Linked DNA regions of Homo sapiens: regions 2, 3 and 4 are each linked to region 1. The links are chromatin contacts, found by Hi-C or POLR2A ChIA-PET in ENCODE. All regions are on one chromosome and are shown on one strand. Each heading gives the region's core, a stretch centred on a gene start or an enhancer-like site at or near the end of the contact. The rest is flanking DNA. Distances are from core to core; before and after follow the strand shown. Region 1 holds the start of SEC63 (SEC63 protein translocation regulator). Region 2 overlaps SCML4 (Scm polycomb group protein like 4). Region 3 overlaps SCML4 (Scm polycomb group protein like 4). Region 4 overlaps OSTM1-AS1 (OSTM1 antisense RNA 1).

What was found. A loop is a pair of places that touch in the nucleus more often than their neighbours do. ChIA-PET counts read pairs that join two places held with the same protein, here RNA polymerase II (POLR2A). Pooled maps may share reads with other maps.
Region 2: a map of CD8-positive, alpha-beta T cell shows a loop between it and region 1 (9-fold over the local background). The contact joins the enhancer-like site here to the promoter of SEC63 in region 1. A Hi-C loop is called at or near these places in 7 of 168 maps with a recorded cell type or tissue (CD4-positive, alpha-beta T cell, CD4-positive, alpha-beta memory T cell, CD8-positive, alpha-beta T cell and 2 more) and 13 of 50 pooled maps. POLR2A ChIA-PET finds 5 or more read pairs at or near these places in 2 of 52 experiments (CD8-positive, alpha-beta memory T cell and activated naive CD4-positive, alpha-beta T cell).
Region 3: a loop to region 1 is called in a pooled map, with 4 times the contacts of the local background. The contact joins the enhancer-like site here to the promoter of SEC63 in region 1. A Hi-C loop is called at or near these places in 1 of 168 maps with a recorded cell type or tissue (naive thymus-derived CD4-positive, alpha-beta T cell) and 6 of 50 pooled maps. POLR2A ChIA-PET finds 5 or more read pairs at or near these places in 2 of 52 experiments (RWPE1 and WTC11).
Region 4: a loop to region 1 is called in a pooled map, with 2.3 times the contacts of the local background. The contact joins the enhancer-like site here to the promoter of SEC63 in region 1. A Hi-C loop is called at or near these places in 1 of 50 pooled maps. POLR2A ChIA-PET finds 5 or more read pairs at or near these places in 4 of 52 experiments (HEK293, K562, activated CD4-positive, alpha-beta T cell and 1 more).

The regions. Positions count from the first base shown.
Region 1 is chr6:107,956,605-107,960,231 of GRCh38, reverse strand. SEC63 (SEC63 protein translocation regulator) reads left to right here and starts at 2,024. Exons shown (of 21, transcript NM_007214.5): 1 at 2,024-2,346. The coding sequence starts at 2,223. RefSeq lists enhancers at 781-1,381, 1,984-2,585 and a silencer at 1,822-2,361.
Region 2 is chr6:107,714,782-107,718,408 of GRCh38, reverse strand. All of the region lies in intron 6 of SCML4 (Scm polycomb group protein like 4), which reads left to right. Among named protein-coding and RNA genes, the nearest start is that of SCML4, 110 kb to the left of the region's middle. RefSeq lists a silencer at 1,484-1,633. Within about 2 kb of position 1,533, at least 6 of the 41 ENCODE cell types and tissues checked have a DNase peak (open chromatin) inside an H3K27ac peak, as active enhancers do; they include CD4-positive, alpha-beta T cell, CD8-positive, alpha-beta T cell and OCI-LY7, where a contact is called at or near this core.
Region 3 is chr6:107,739,038-107,742,664 of GRCh38, reverse strand. The region is part of intron 5 of SCML4 (Scm polycomb group protein like 4); the gene reads left to right. Among named protein-coding and RNA genes, the nearest start is that of SCML4, 83 kb to the left of the region's middle. Within about 2 kb of position 1,609, at least 5 of the 41 ENCODE cell types and tissues checked have a DNase peak (open chromatin) inside an H3K27ac peak, as active enhancers do.
Region 4 is chr6:108,132,433-108,136,059 of GRCh38, reverse strand. The region is part of intron 1 of OSTM1-AS1 (OSTM1 antisense RNA 1); the gene reads right to left. All of the region lies in intron 1 of LOC124901368 (a long non-coding RNA gene), which reads left to right. Among named protein-coding and RNA genes, the nearest start is that of OSTM1-AS1, 11 kb to the right of the region's middle. RefSeq lists an enhancer at 2,381-2,460. Within about 2 kb of position 1,984, at least 21 of the 41 ENCODE cell types and tissues checked have a DNase peak (open chromatin) inside an H3K27ac peak, as active enhancers do.

The DNA.
Region 1 (3,627 bases), core at 775-3,274:
AGTCTGTGACTAATTTTCTGTAGCAAGGCAAATTGTTCACTCTGGGTATATCAGCGTTGGGAGATCACAATGCTATGTTGATTTCATAGTTCAACCTTCCCTTCATTTCTTGGTTTTATTTTTTCACCTATAATATAGTTTTGAACTTTGTGCAGAAAAAAAGTGAGGAGGGAAATGCATAGAAATGAATTTCAGAAATTTCCTTTCAAAGTGAGTAGATAGGAAATTTGAAGGGAAGAGAGAATACATATGAACACAATCTATTATGAAGGAAAGCATTACTGATTAAGATACTAGTTTTGAAGACATGAAATGAAAGACAATGAGCAACCAGATTTTTCCTCCAACAATGGAAGGAATATTATAATGCATTTAGTTAACAGAGTATAAAGTATTAAAATGAGTCCTTGAAATATAGTGTAATATTTGGTATTTGCATATTACACTTTCTCCTTTGAAAAGCATTTTCACAATTAGTCCTTTCAATCTCTGCAACCAGGTGGGCTATCCTTTTAACCCAGAGAGGGGCAATGGACTCTGGGATAGACCCCAGCCACAGCTGCCGCTGGACCGTGGGGTCGTTCAAAGATCTGGGCAGAAGTCCAGTTTCCAGCTCAGCGGACACCAGCCTCTAGGGTCCCACAGCCAGGGGAAGGAGAGGCTCCCGAGAGCGACTGCTCCCGCCACCGTCCATCCCTGAAATGCAGTTTCCTGTTCACAACCCGCAGGGAGAATGCCAGTCACTGTCAGGAAATTTTAAGGTCCTGGGCGATGGAGGGTCAAGGGCACACTGGCTTTGTGGCATCAAAATGATATGGGTTTGAATCCTCAGACATTCTTTTACTGTGAGGGACCTTGGGCAGTCTCTCTGGGCCTCAATTTTCTCATTTGTAGAGCAGACATACTTTGCTTTATTCCATGGGGTTTACTGATGACTAAATGACACAAAACAATAAAGGTCTCAGCCTACCGCCTGAAGCTGGTGGTTATAATTAGCAGCTCTGGAATGGGTAGGGAACCATCTGTAACGGCTTGGGGAAATCTTCATCTGCAAGATGGGCACAGCGTAGATTCAAATCTGTCGCCCAGTGGAGAGCGATCCGGTCTCACTGCAACCTCCGCCTCCCGGGTTCAAGCGATTCTCCTGCCTCAGCCTCCTGAGTAGCTGGGATTACAGGCGCGTGCCACCACAGCCGGCTAGTTTTTGTATTTTTAGTAGAGACGCGGTTTCACCATGTTGGTTAGGCTGGTCTGGAACTCCTGACCTCATGATCCACCCGGTCTCCCAAAGTACTGGGATTACAGGCATGAGCCACTGCGCCCGGCCAGATAGTAAACATTGCTTTGAAAACACAACTGCAACCCACACCTCCCGCAACCCACACCTCCCCATCCCCCAATTTTTTTTTTTTTTGAGATGGAGGCGCGCGCCACCACGTCCGGCTAATTTTTGTATTTTTAGTAGAGAGTGGGTTTCACCATGTTGGTCAGGCTGGTCTCGAACTCCTGATCTCATGATCCGTCCGCCTCGGCCTCTCAAAGTGCTGGGATTACAGGCGTGAGCCACTGTGCCCGGCCTCCCACCCCCTATTCTAAATGACACTTGTTTCCAAAATATGGGGGCTGGAGGAGCAGATCCAGAACCCAAGGAAACGTGATCAACCAGGGCAATTAATCCAGAGGGCAGGACAGGCTGAGCCTCAGCTCTTCTCTGAATATCTGGGACCCCTGCGCAGCCAGGTGAACCGCCCGCGACCGCTGCTCCGGCGGGAAGCCTTCTCTGGGATCCTGTACGCCGACGCCCGGAATCCGGCGTGGTGCGCTGGGAAACTGAGCGGTGGAGGAAGGCGGAGCGGTTAGGGGCGGGACCCTAGGGGAGGGGTTGGGGGAGGGCTTTGACGTTAGGGCGGGGCTAAGGGCGAGACCTCGCCGAGTTCCACCGTTGCGCTCGCCACGTCTCCCTTAGCGAGCTCGCTGGGGACACGCAGGGGGAGGGAAAACTGAGCGGGGCGGGAACTATCTCCTCTCGCGAGAGCTGGCGACGGCGGCGGCAGCGGCAGAGGTGGCGGCGGCGTGTCCGTGAGAGTGGCGTGGGGGCGGGGAGGAGAGGCGGCGGCGGCAGTGTCCAAGCTACGCCACTCGGGCCGGGGCGTTGGGAGCGGGAGTGCAGAGCGTGGTCGTGGCGGCGGCGGTGAGAAGAGCGAGGCGGAGGAGGGGGTGCCATGGCCGGGCAGCAGTTCCAGTACGATGACAGTGGGAACACCTTCTTCTACTTCCTCACCTCCTTCGTGGGGCTCATCGTGATCCCGGCGACATACTACCTCTGGCCCCGAGATCAGAATGCCGGTGAGTCCCGCCGGCCTTTGCCCGCGAACCCGCGCAGGCCCCGCCAGCGCCCCCAGGCCCTGCGGCGCCCGCTTGCCCGGCCCCAGCCCGCGGCGTCCGGGATGACAGGGACGGTGCGGCCCGGCCTGTGTCCAGCGTCCGCCACTGGCGGGGCCCGGGTCAGCAGCGTTTCCCTCGGCGCTTCTCCACCTCCCTTCATTGTCCTCAGGAGTTTCGCTCGCTCCATCTTCTCCATTGTTGTGGACGCTCCTTGCAGCCTCCTCCTGCCTCTTTGTCTTCTCTGCCTTTGCTTTTATTGGGGATTTTTCTTTATGGAGGAAGCGGGATGGGGACTTGGGAGGTGAGCAAAGAGTTGGCCAAGAAGAGACTGAACGTGCGGGCACAACTCTCAGTCCGTCCAGTTCGCGGCCCTCATCCCCCGACTCCGGTTTCCCTGTTGCAGCTGCTCTTAACAGATGTTTTAGGGCATCTCTGAGCCGGGTGGCATGCTTAGGACTCCAATTGAGCTTTCCACCGCCTACCCCCGTCACTTCCTCCCGTTGCTTTTTCATTTGTTCACTCACTGTGGGGGTTGGAAGCAATGCCGTTATTCCTCTTAGCAAAAATAGGCTTTTTTCTATTTCCTTTTCTTCGGAGTTTCCTGTTTGTGACGGAAAAAGTGCAAGTATGAAGGATTAAGTCTCGTTTAATTAATCTTGTAGGGAATTTTGAGGTAGTGGGTCGATTTACTTTTGGTTCTAAGTCTTTTCACATTAAACAACATCGAATTAAAGCACAGAATAACAGATTCTTTTCATATTTCACTTGATGTTTGGGTAATGTTTGCATCCATTTGTTGCACTCTACTAGGACATATGGCAGATGGTATTCTTAAAGCTGATGTAACTGCGAGGGCCTAATGGGTTATTTATGGTAGTGTTAACAGTAAGGAGTGGGTTTTGAGTATTAACAACTTAGGGAAAGCTTTCTATTGCACAAGAGCTGTGCTAACTTGCTTAAATATCTTCTCTTCAATTGGGTGTGCTGGAGGTCTAGGTTGTCCAGGTTATATACTCTACTTGGAGAAGTTGTTAACAGTGAAGCCTTGAATCAGCTCAGAACTTGTTATACTTTCAGATGGATTCAGTGTCCTGTAACATTCTTTTTCCCCCCCGCCCCATGTGATCTGCAGGAAACTAACATTCTTGACTTGGAATAGAACTAAAATAAATTTAGGATAAATAGTAACAAAGGATTGCATCATTTTGTACGTTTGACAATAAGTTTAAAAATCCATTAGAT
Region 2 (3,627 bases), core at 284-2,783, 240 kb after region 1:
ACTCACAGTTCCACATGGCTGGGGAGGCCTCACAATCATGGCAGAAGGCAAAGGGAAAGCAAAGGCACGTCTTACATGGTGACAGGTAAGAGGGCTTGTGCAAGGGAACTCCCCTTTATAAGACCATCAGATGTCGTGAGACTTACTGGCTACCACAGGAACAGAATGGGGGAACCAAACCCATGATTCAATTATCTCCAACTGGCTCCATCCTTGACACATGGGGATTATTACAATTCAAGGTGAGATTTGGGTGGGGACACAGAGCTAACTCATATCATCCTGGAATCAGGCCCTGACAGTCTGAGTAATCTTGCCAGACGACTGGCCGAGGGGCAGCCCAGACCCTTCCTCAGCCTCCAGCTCTGAGAAAGCCTCTCTGCTGGAGCCTGGTTGCACCCCAGGAGAGGCCCCCTAGCTCAGGCCCTTCTGCCTGTCAGGATCTGGGATGAGATCAGAGACACGGAGTCCACCTGTGCCTGCTGCCTTTCATCCCAAGAACATCAATACCTGAACCCTGAATCCTGGCTGTCTTTTTAATAACTTAGAAGTATTAGAACCAGCCAGGCACGATGGTTCATGCCTGCAATCCCACCACTTTGGGAGGCCAAGGCGGGTGGATCACTTGAGGTCAGGAGTTTGAGACCAGCCTGACCAACATGGTGAAACCCCGTCTCTACTAAAAATACAAAGATTAGCTGGGTGTCGTGATGCACGCCTGTAATACCAGCTACTTGAGAGGCTGAGGCAAGAGAATCGCTTGAACCCGGGAGGTGGAGGTTGCAGTGAGCAGAGATTGCGCCACTGCACTCCAGCCTGGGCAACAAAGCTAGACTCTGTCTCAAAAAATAAATAAATAAAAATAAATATTAGAGAGAACTTTGCCTGAGACCCTGAAATCCAGTTGTCCATAATCAGCAGGACCCCCACCACGGGACTGTGGGATGTTTAAAATCGCAAAGCCACCTAACCTCTTTGGAGAAAAGCTGCTATGTGATGTATCAGTTGAAGTTCACTGTTGAGCCTTTGTGATACACTGAAGAAAAATGAAATTATTCATCCTTTGTAGGTCTGTTAACACTTTAATTCTCCGAAGATTCCTTTTTTTTTTTTTTTTTGAGACAGAGTCTCGCTCTGTCACCCAGGCTGCAAGCTCTGCCTCTTGGGTTCATGCCATTCTCCTGCCTCAGCCTCCTGAGTAGCTGGGACTACAGGTGCCTGCCACCACACCTGGCTTTTTTTTTTTTTTTTTTTTTTTTTTTTTTGTATTTTTAGTAGAGACGGGGTTTCACAGTGTTAGCCAGGATGGTCTCGATCTCCTGACCTCGTGATCTGCCTGCCTCGGCCTCCCAAAGTGCTGGGACCACAGGCGTGAGCCACCCCGCCCAGCCGAAAGATTCCTTTTAACCAGTGCCTTCCTCAGGGTGCTAAATAAAACCGCAGGTACCAGAAACAGCCAGTCAGCCATGCACATTCTCAGCAGTGAGACAGAGGAAGTGGGTGGGGAGAAGACGGAAGGAAGGATAGCACCAGTGTCTCTGAAAGAGGTTTCCGTTTCTGCTTACATTTCATTGACCAAAATGTAGTCACATGGCCACTTGCTGCAAGGGATGCTGGGAAATGTGGTTTTCATTCCTAGCAACCATGATTCCAGATGGAAGTTAGGGCTGCTATTACAGAGGAAGAAGTGCAAAGTAACGCTGAGTAGGCAATGGGAAGTCTGATCAGAAATGCTCACTCCCTCCTTTTTCCTCCCATGGCACTTTGTTTCCTCATCTATAGTTCTTACTCTATCCTAGAGAAAGGAACAGACCCTCAGCTTTGTGAAGCCTCTTATTCATATTTGAACCCCCCACAGCCCTGGCAAAGGGGGGCTTGAGGCCTGTATCAGACTGTTATTTATTGAACACCTACACTCAAGGGGGCCAGACAGTTTCCGACTTATTATAAGTTATATGTTTAGGATTTAATATTTATAAAAAGGTATTGGTATATTTGATTTAAAGATAAAGAAAAAGAGGTTCAAGAGAAGGTAAATCAAGTGTTAAGCCAGGATCTGACTTCAGTGGGCTCCAAAGCCTGTCTTTCAAAACAACCCCAGGGGTTTTCAAATCATGCCTGATGGCTTTCAAGGTTCTAAGAGATGGAGAAGATGGAACAAGAGCAGACAGGACTCCAGGTGCCCTCCCTCTCTTTAAGCAGGGCCTTTTCACATTTGCAGAGTGGGGTTCTATATGTGCTTTGCTTAAACAAAATTTGCACAACTAAAAATGTTTGGAAACCATGGAGATAAAAACCATGCTGACTTGAGTGGCAGGATGTTAAAGTGGGAGAGAAACCGCCAGCGTCCTCACCCATTTCTCACCTAGCTGTCAGCCTAGTGCCTGCTGTGGGTCCCCCCACACCCCACCCTCCCACCCAAATGACTGTTCAATATTGCTCTGAAGTTCCATCCCAAGTAAAAAGCAGTTATCATCAAAAAAACCATACCTCTTTAAGGGAGTTTGACCCAAGTCATAAACCATGGAAGAGACTTAGAAATGGCATTTTCCCCATGGTACTAATCAAAATGGTTTAAAACCACAAAAGCCAGAAAACTGCATGAGGCTGCAGGCAGAAGGGTGGGTATTGATGACTTGACAAACTCCTCAGCCTTCTCTCTCTGGCGGTACTTACCTTTAGCTTCCTGCAGTTGTGATATATCACGTCTGTCTCCGCTGCCAGTGGGCTCCAAGGGGATGTGTTCACAGGGCACATTTTCCTGGTGTCTGCTGATGCTCTGGTGAAAGTTTGAGAGCTCTTCCTTGTCTCTCATCCAAGATATAATCACCAAGAGCTATAAAGAGGTTTTGGATAACAAAAGCTTCCTGACTTGGGCATTTAACAAGACACACTGTAGAATTCCCAACCACAACTAGGTCCAAGATTCAGAATCAAGAAACGAAGTCAATCTGATATTGCTATTACAACCCAAATGCCTCCTGTGGTTGGATTTTTATTTGATAGGGCCTGGCATTGGGTGAGGGATGGAGACAATTTAGCTAGAAAAAGAAGAATGAGAACAGCATTGTATGTGAGGAGGTGAAGCGGACAAAAGCATGGCAAGAGCTGATTAATTAAAGAGTTTGTGTAGGGGCCAGACGCAGTGGCTCACACCTGTAATCCCAGCACTTTGAGAGGCAGAGGTGGGCGGATCATCTGAGGTCAGGAGTTCAAGACCAGCCCAGTCAATATGGTGAAACCCCGTCCCTACTAAAAATACAAAAATTAGCTGGGTGTGGCGGCACATGCCTGTAATCCCAGCTACTCGGGAGGCTGAGGCTCGAGAATCGCTTGAACCTGGGAGGTGGAGGTTGCACTGAGCCGAGATCATGCCACTGCACTGCAGCCTGGATGACAAAGCGGGACTTCATCTCAAAAAAAAAAAAAAATAAAGGGTTTGTGCAGGGACACCAGGGAAACCATGCTGGGAGGTTTGGGATCCATTTCAAGCAGATGGGGCTTTGCTCTGTAGTAACTGTAAACCAGACATTTCTGAACAGGGGAGTGAGCTGGTGGCCCTGGGATTTAGGAAAACAAATCTACTGGCCATTTATGGAATGACATCATCATAATAAGAAGAACAGC
Region 3 (3,627 bases), core at 360-2,859, 220 kb after region 1:
TTTTCTTTCAGTACATTGAAAATGCTGTTCCATTCCCTCCTGGCCTATATGGTTTCCACTGAGAAGTCTGTTGCCAGATGAATTGGGGTTCCTTCAAATGTCATTTGCTTCTTTTTTGTTGCTGCTTTTAGGATTCTCTCTTTGTCCTTGGACTTTGAGAGTTTGATGATTATAATATATGCCTTGGGGTAGTTTTGTTTGTTAAAATCTGTTTGGTGTTCTCTGCCCTTCCTATACATGCATATTTGACCCTTCTCATCTTTTGGAAAGTTTTCTGTTATTATTTATTTGAATGAGCTCCCTACCCCTTGTTCTTGCTTGACTCCTTCTTGAACACTAATAATTCTTAGATTTTGTCTTTTGAGGTAATTTTCTATATCCTGTAAGTGATCTTCATTAATTCTCATCCTTTTTCCTTTTTTCTCTTTTGACTATATTTCCAAATAGTCTATCTTCGAGCTCACTAATTATTTCCTTTGCTTGATCTACTTCACTATTGAGAGTCTCTAATAATTGTTTTAGTTCAGCAAATGTATTTCTTAGTTTGAATATTTCTGTTTGATTTTTTTTAATTATTTCAATCTCTTTGTTAAATTTCTCTGATATATTTCTGAATTGCTTTTCTGTGTTATCTTGGAAATCAGTGAGTTTCCTTAAAACTACTATTTTGAATTCTTGGTCAGAGAGCTCACGTGTTACCATCTTATTAGGGTCGGTTTCTGGTCCCTTGCCTTGCCCATTTAGGGAGATCACGGTTTCCTGTCAGCCGTTGTTTCTTGTGGATGTGTCTATGTCTTTGCATTGAAAGAATATTTATTTCAGTCTTCTCTGACTTGTTTGGCTTTTATTGGATATATTTGCTTATAGGTTCTTTACTGCTAGGTCACTGTCTTTGGTTTTTTGGCTCTACATGGCACCTTAAGCCCAGGTTTGCCTTAGCTCTAGTGAATGATTGAAGCATTGCCCTTTCCAAATGCAGAAGGTCCCAAAAAGGTATATCCCAGCAGTGTGGGAAGGCTGGCTAGGGGCTTGTGCCCAGGGGATCTGTGGGACAAACCTACAGTGTGGTACTGCGTAACAGCCACACTGATTTGAAATCTCCCTTGGGCAAGTAACTAAGCAGAGTTCCCAGGGCTGGGGATGGTAGTTCTACCTCCCTGCTTTGTCTCTGGCTGTCCTCAGGGATATTTCTCCCTTCGGGCACTCTCAATGCTTCCTATGGATTAAGGCAAGGACAGGCCTCCTGCCATGGAAACCAAGATGGTGTGAAAGCTGGTTGTACACCTTGATCTCACTTTTTCTAGTGTAGAAACAGTGAATTGGGAGACATTTTTCTGCATGCTTGGTGCTAAGCAGATGGAGGGAGGGACTTGAACGTGGAAGTCAGATTCTCTTACCCTCTGCTCAGAGTTTTTTCATTTCTCTGTGGCCCCAGGCACTGTCTCCTCTTCATATTTGAGTTCTGGGATATTTCTGGTTATAATCTCGGTGCTGTACATTTGTTTTTGATTTTCTGTGGTGGGGACTGAAGCCAGCTTGCTTCTATGCCACCAGTTTGGAACTTGAAGTCGGCCTCGAAACTTTCAGTTTCACTCAAAGACATAATGACTGCCCCACACCCAGCTCAGGCTTGCTTCAGGCCAGTTGCCTGCAGCAATAAAGAAGGGCATGGTTGGCTTCTCCCCCAACCTTCCCCCTTTTGTTATTGCCTCCTCCCATAGCTCGCTAACCTTGATCCCCTTCACAGTGGATGGGGGAAGGAGGAGACGCAAGAGGCAGGGGAATTTGTACGTGATGAATCTTGCTGTGAGTTGGCATCATGCTCTCTGCTTCTAGCCGATGTTTAAAGCTGATTCTTCATCCTGTGGGCTTTTACATGTGTTCTTTGGTGACCCTACCATCTCTCACCTGCACTTGCATGGGCATGGACAAATGCAACTCTTCTCTAGCTGGTCATTTACAATTCTTTCCACAGTCCAAGGCCTCTGGGGGTAAATCTCTAGATTCAGCTGAAGCCCTCTCGCACCTCCAGACTGCCCTGTGGAAAGGATCTAAGATGATCCTGCTGCAGATCTATGTCTTCTGATGGCCCACATCTGGTCCTTGAGAAACACTCGCACATCCTCTGACCAAACAAACTCTGGATGTATTGGCTGATCCCTGCAGGCACCTCTCCTTTGTTCTGCCAGCCAAGGGCCATCTTTTAGAGCTTGTCTCTCAAGCTCCAGAGGACAGATCTCAAGCTATTCATGTGTTCACACTGAAGCCATGCACTGGATCATTTTCTCCAAAATTTCTCTTCTAGTTAAACTGTTTCTCCGCCTCTACAACCTCGTTTGCAGGATGGATGTGGGTGGTCATCTGTTGGTGTAAAACTGGCTTTCCACCATCTCTTTTTACAAGACCCGCATGGTGGTCTCACACTTTATTGTGGTATATGGTGTCTGTTGTCTTGCAGCTCAGCTAAAACTGAGCCTAAAATGGTTTCCTTTTAACATCTTATTCCAGGAGGATGACAGCCTTCCTTCCTAAAAGCTGATGTCCCCATCTGAAAGCTGGTTTTCCTCCCAGTCAGCTGGGAGGTTTGGAAGTAATGACCCCAGTTGTTCTCTTGAGCCCTTTCCTAGCTCATAACTACTTTGAAAAAATAAATTGCTCTAAATTATCCAACCTTGTGGCACTGATTTCTCAGCAGAGCTGAGTGCTGTGAATTTTGCTTGTCAGGGAGCCTTGGGGAAAGTGGAGGAAGCAGCGATGGCATGGTAAGCTCTGAGCAGTACCCTCACCCCACATGTCTTTCCCACCAGTCTGTCATGAGCCCTACAATGACGCCATTAGGGAGTTTGCCTTTAGAGTAAGACATTGTCTCTTTAAGATCGCCTTGTCAAAGTTTCTTTAAATAACATGTCAAGTTACCAGTATGTTAGAGGATGAATTAGTTTATCATCCATTTTCTCACCATTGTGACAAGAAAGGCATATGCATTTGTATGAGGGAAGGGTGGAGGTTTTTTTTTGTTTGAGGCTCCATACATCCATAGGACCACATTGTTCCCGAACAGGATTGTAAGGTCATGGGCTTATCTGCATCAGGACAATGCCTGGTTCTGCTTGGCCCCAGGGTTGTTCTGTTCAAGTTGAAGAGTTCCAGGATTGGTGCCATGCACCTAAAGGGCTTGTCAACACTCACTGGAACATTTCCAGAAGACAGTTAATCACATGATAAGAAGATGCAAAGCCATGACAGCTAAGGAACTATGGAAAGAACTGGGATGTTTTTGGTAGAAAAAAAGAGAAGATTTGGGAAAGATGTGATTTTATGTTCCAGTATATGACAGCAGGTCAGGTGGCTTTGTTCTCTGTGGTCCTGTAGAACAGAACTGAGACTAAATAAGTAAAAGGTAGATTGAATTAAATCTAAGGTCTTGTCCCTCAAACTCTGGTCAGGGGCATTGTTATCACCCACCAAAGCCAAAAATCTCAGTGGCCCTGCCAAACTTTCAAACAACAGATCCCCAGGTGCTTTGAAGACACATTAGAGAAGCATAGATTTAAGGAACACTCTCCCAGGTAGAGAACTTAGCAGTTAAATAACCAGATGGAACTCTCAGAAGATAGTTCCCTTGGG
Region 4 (3,627 bases), core at 735-3,234, 180 kb before region 1:
GCCCACACCTGTAATCCCAGGGCTTTGGAAGGCTGAGGCAGGAGGATTGCAGCTGAAGGATTGCTTGAGGCCAGGAGTTCGAGACCAGACTGGTCAACATAACCAGGTAGAGCCTATCTCTAAATTGAAAAACAATTTTTTTAATGTTAAAAAAAGAAAAAGAAAAACAGGCTGGGTGCGGTGGCTCATGGCTGTAATCCCAGCACTTTGGGAGGCTGAGGCGGGTGGATCATTTAATGACAGGAGTTTGAGATCAGCCTGGCCAACATGGTAAAACACCATCTCTACTAAAAATACAAAAAATTAGCTGAGCGTGGTGGCTTGCACCTATAACCCCAGCTACTCAGGAGGCTGAGGCAGGAGAATCGCTAGAACTTGAGAGGCGGAGGTTGCAGTGAGCCAAGATCGTGCCACTACACTCCAGCCTGGGTGACAGAGTAAGCCTCCTTCTCAAAAAAAAAAAAAAAAAAAAAAGAAAAATGCTAATGATATGGTATTAAGGTATTAAAGTAACAAAAAGTAGAATATAATCTGAACTATGTAAAAATTTGAGGGGACATAGAAAAATGAATAGACACAATTAAAATATTGCATTAAAATATTAAATAGTAGCAATTAAATTTATAAAATTATAATTTAATTTATAAAATTACAATATTGACAGTATTTAAAGGTTTGTGCTTTTTGATAATTAGCTCTGATTTTGTTTACAACCAGAAAACAATGATCAAATAGCTGCTGTTGTCCTTGGGCTAGGAATCCCATTCCCTTGCAAGTTATCTCAGAGGAGTGCTCCTTTAGCAAAATTATTTAAAGGATTCTCCATTTGGTTCCACTTTAGGCCGGGCACCTGCTGTTTGTTCCCTCAGTATCTCCTTTACATTGCCCTCAAAGATGCCAAGGAACTAGAGCAGTGTCCACAACTCATCTGCCTAGTTTGGCAAATCTACCAAAAATAAAACTCAATTTTTTTTAACTTTTTAAAATAAATTGCTCTGCTCTGTCAATATTATGATCACAGTGGAGCTTTATCTCGTTTTCTGGCTTTTCCACTGCAGTTTGTTTTTCACTGACACCATTAAAATATTTCTGAACCCCAAAAGATCACTCTATCCAGAAAAAGTCCTGCTCATTTGTGAAGAGTCTTTAGGTCCCTCAGGCAGTTTACAGCTCAGCTTCTGCAAGGGCAGTGTATTTTGGAGCATTTCCTCAGGGAGATAACTCCGAGGTATACGAGTTCCCGGCCCTGACTCGGAGGGATCCGAGTTCCTTGCTCTCTCAGCATAAAGGCTGATAGCTGTTGCAGTTGCAATTTTCTCTCTAAACCCAACTCCTTTTGTTGACTTGCAGAGGCTTACATTCCAAAAAAGGTAATTTGAAAGTGCTGCTGAATTTAGATGCATTTTGCTAATTTGTTTTTATTATGCATAGAAATATTGGTATAAAAGGTGTTTCAATTATTTTCTAAGGGAGGGACCTATGTATTCTCTGCAGCCACAAAGCTTTTAAATGGAGTTATTTTTCTCGGCCTATAGCCGCTCTCCCTTTTAAGTACCCCAGCAGAAAAAGTAAGTTTACTGCTCCTCGCACAATGGGCCTCTTCACTTTTCAGGTTTGGGAGACCTGGGTGACCTACGAAAGTTAATTAGAAGGTTAACAAAGACGAAGACAGAGTCGAATCCATCGTTTCTCCTTCAGCCAAAGATGTCATCCATTAATTAGGGAAATCGTTAAGGTGGCCTTTATAGAATCCATAGAAAATCTGTCGTTGGCGGTCGACAGTTTTGATCAGATTTTCCTCTCCCCAATAATGCTATCCTTAATGGTACGAAAAGCAGAGGGCCGGGGCAGGGAGAGGGGCGCGGGGAGGGGGTGGGAAGGATGTGTTTCAGCAACAGTACAGTTAACCAGCCGCCGGTGCTGACGGCTTTGATTCTCAGGCTGCCCCGCATACTTGCTCCATGATGTAATCCTTATTGAACCTGGAGGCCGAGGGAGCGGGAGGAGCCGTGCCACCGCCTCGCCGCCGCAGGAGGCCCCGGGAGTTAATAGCGCCGGCCTCTGGGGGAAGCTGCGCCTGGGTCCGCAGCCGAGGCTGCCACTCAGCTGCCGGGAGGCGACTCGGCCCCGCAGGCCCTGGGCTGGGGCAGCTCCGTGTGGGGGCGGCCCTCCAGCCGTGCGGTGGGGCCCGGCTCTGTCTCCGTTGCTTTGAGGCTTTCTCCCTGTCTCTCTAGGGCTTCGCTGGTTTCTCTCTCCTTTTCCTTTGATTGTCTGGCACCGAAACACCAGCTGAACGAAGGAAGAGTTCCAGTCTGACAAGCTGTTTGCGAATGGAAAGTCTGGTGTTGGTGGTGGCACAGACACGCCCTGCCTGCCATGCCCTCGCTCGCCTTCTCTCCTGCACGTACAAGACTGTATCTTTCAGTGTGAATATCATGTATTTAAAGGGTTTCGGTTTGAATATCATGTATTTAAAGATGGTGTTAACTCTGAGTATGGGATGCCTTTAGTTTTCAATGTGGATTTTTTTTCCTTCTTATTATGTTAACCATTTGAAAGTGTACAGTTCAGTGGCACGAGGTACGTTCGTATTGTTGTGAGACCATCACCACAGTCCTCTCCAGAATTTTTTCATCTTCCCAAATGGCAACTCTGTATGCACGGTGGAACTTATTTTTGAAACTACATGGCAGGGTTGGTTCCATCTTTTTCAAGTGATCATCAATGGATTCTCTTTAAGGAATTAGCATCTTTTAATGGATTGGAGTTTTTGCGTAGTTCTCTATGGCAAAAGCTGGAACAATGTCACATGGCCCTTGTTTACCATGCAAAAAATGTCAGTGTACTTTTGGCCTCTCACCAGATTGATATTGAATGAATATTGCACAAAACCTTGCCTCGACGGTAAATTGCCATTTTGGTTTGCTTTACTTCCCTCATGGCAGAGTGGATAAGAGGTGCTGCCCCTCAGCAAAGAGGGAAGTGTCACTGTCCGCTCCTAGCAGCACAGAGGAAAGAACCACAGACAAAATCATATCTGGTGACACCACCTACACCCAGGCCCAGTGGCTTCCTCAGCTAGGATGGAGAGGAACTTCTCTCCCTGTCGTCTTCCCAGCCCCATCTCCTCCCCACCCTGCAGGAGGCCAAACTTAGACCCAGTAGCCCTTTAGTGGGACCATTCCTCTTTTCCTGGCTGTGAGCTGGGAAAAGCGGGGAAAATGAGGGAGGGTGGTACGCTCCCAACTTCCCAGAAGAAAAAGTAGTAATTGTCAAAAATCAGCCTAATGGGCTGGGCCTGGGTGCAGTGGCTCACGCCTGTAATCCTAGCACTTTGGGAGGCCGAGGGGAGTGGATCACCTGAGGTCAGGAGTTCAAGACCAGCCTGGCCAACATGGTGAAACCCCGTCTCTACTAGAAACACAAAAATTAGCCTGTAATCCCAGTTATTTGGGAGGCTGAGCAGGAGAATCACTTGAACCTGGGAGGCGGAGGTTTCAGTAAGCCAAGATAGAGCCATTGCACTCCAGCCTGGGCAACGAGAGCGAAACTCCATCTCAAAAACAAAAAACAAACAAACAAAAAAAATCAGCTAAATGATGATAAGTGCATGGAAACAACTACATA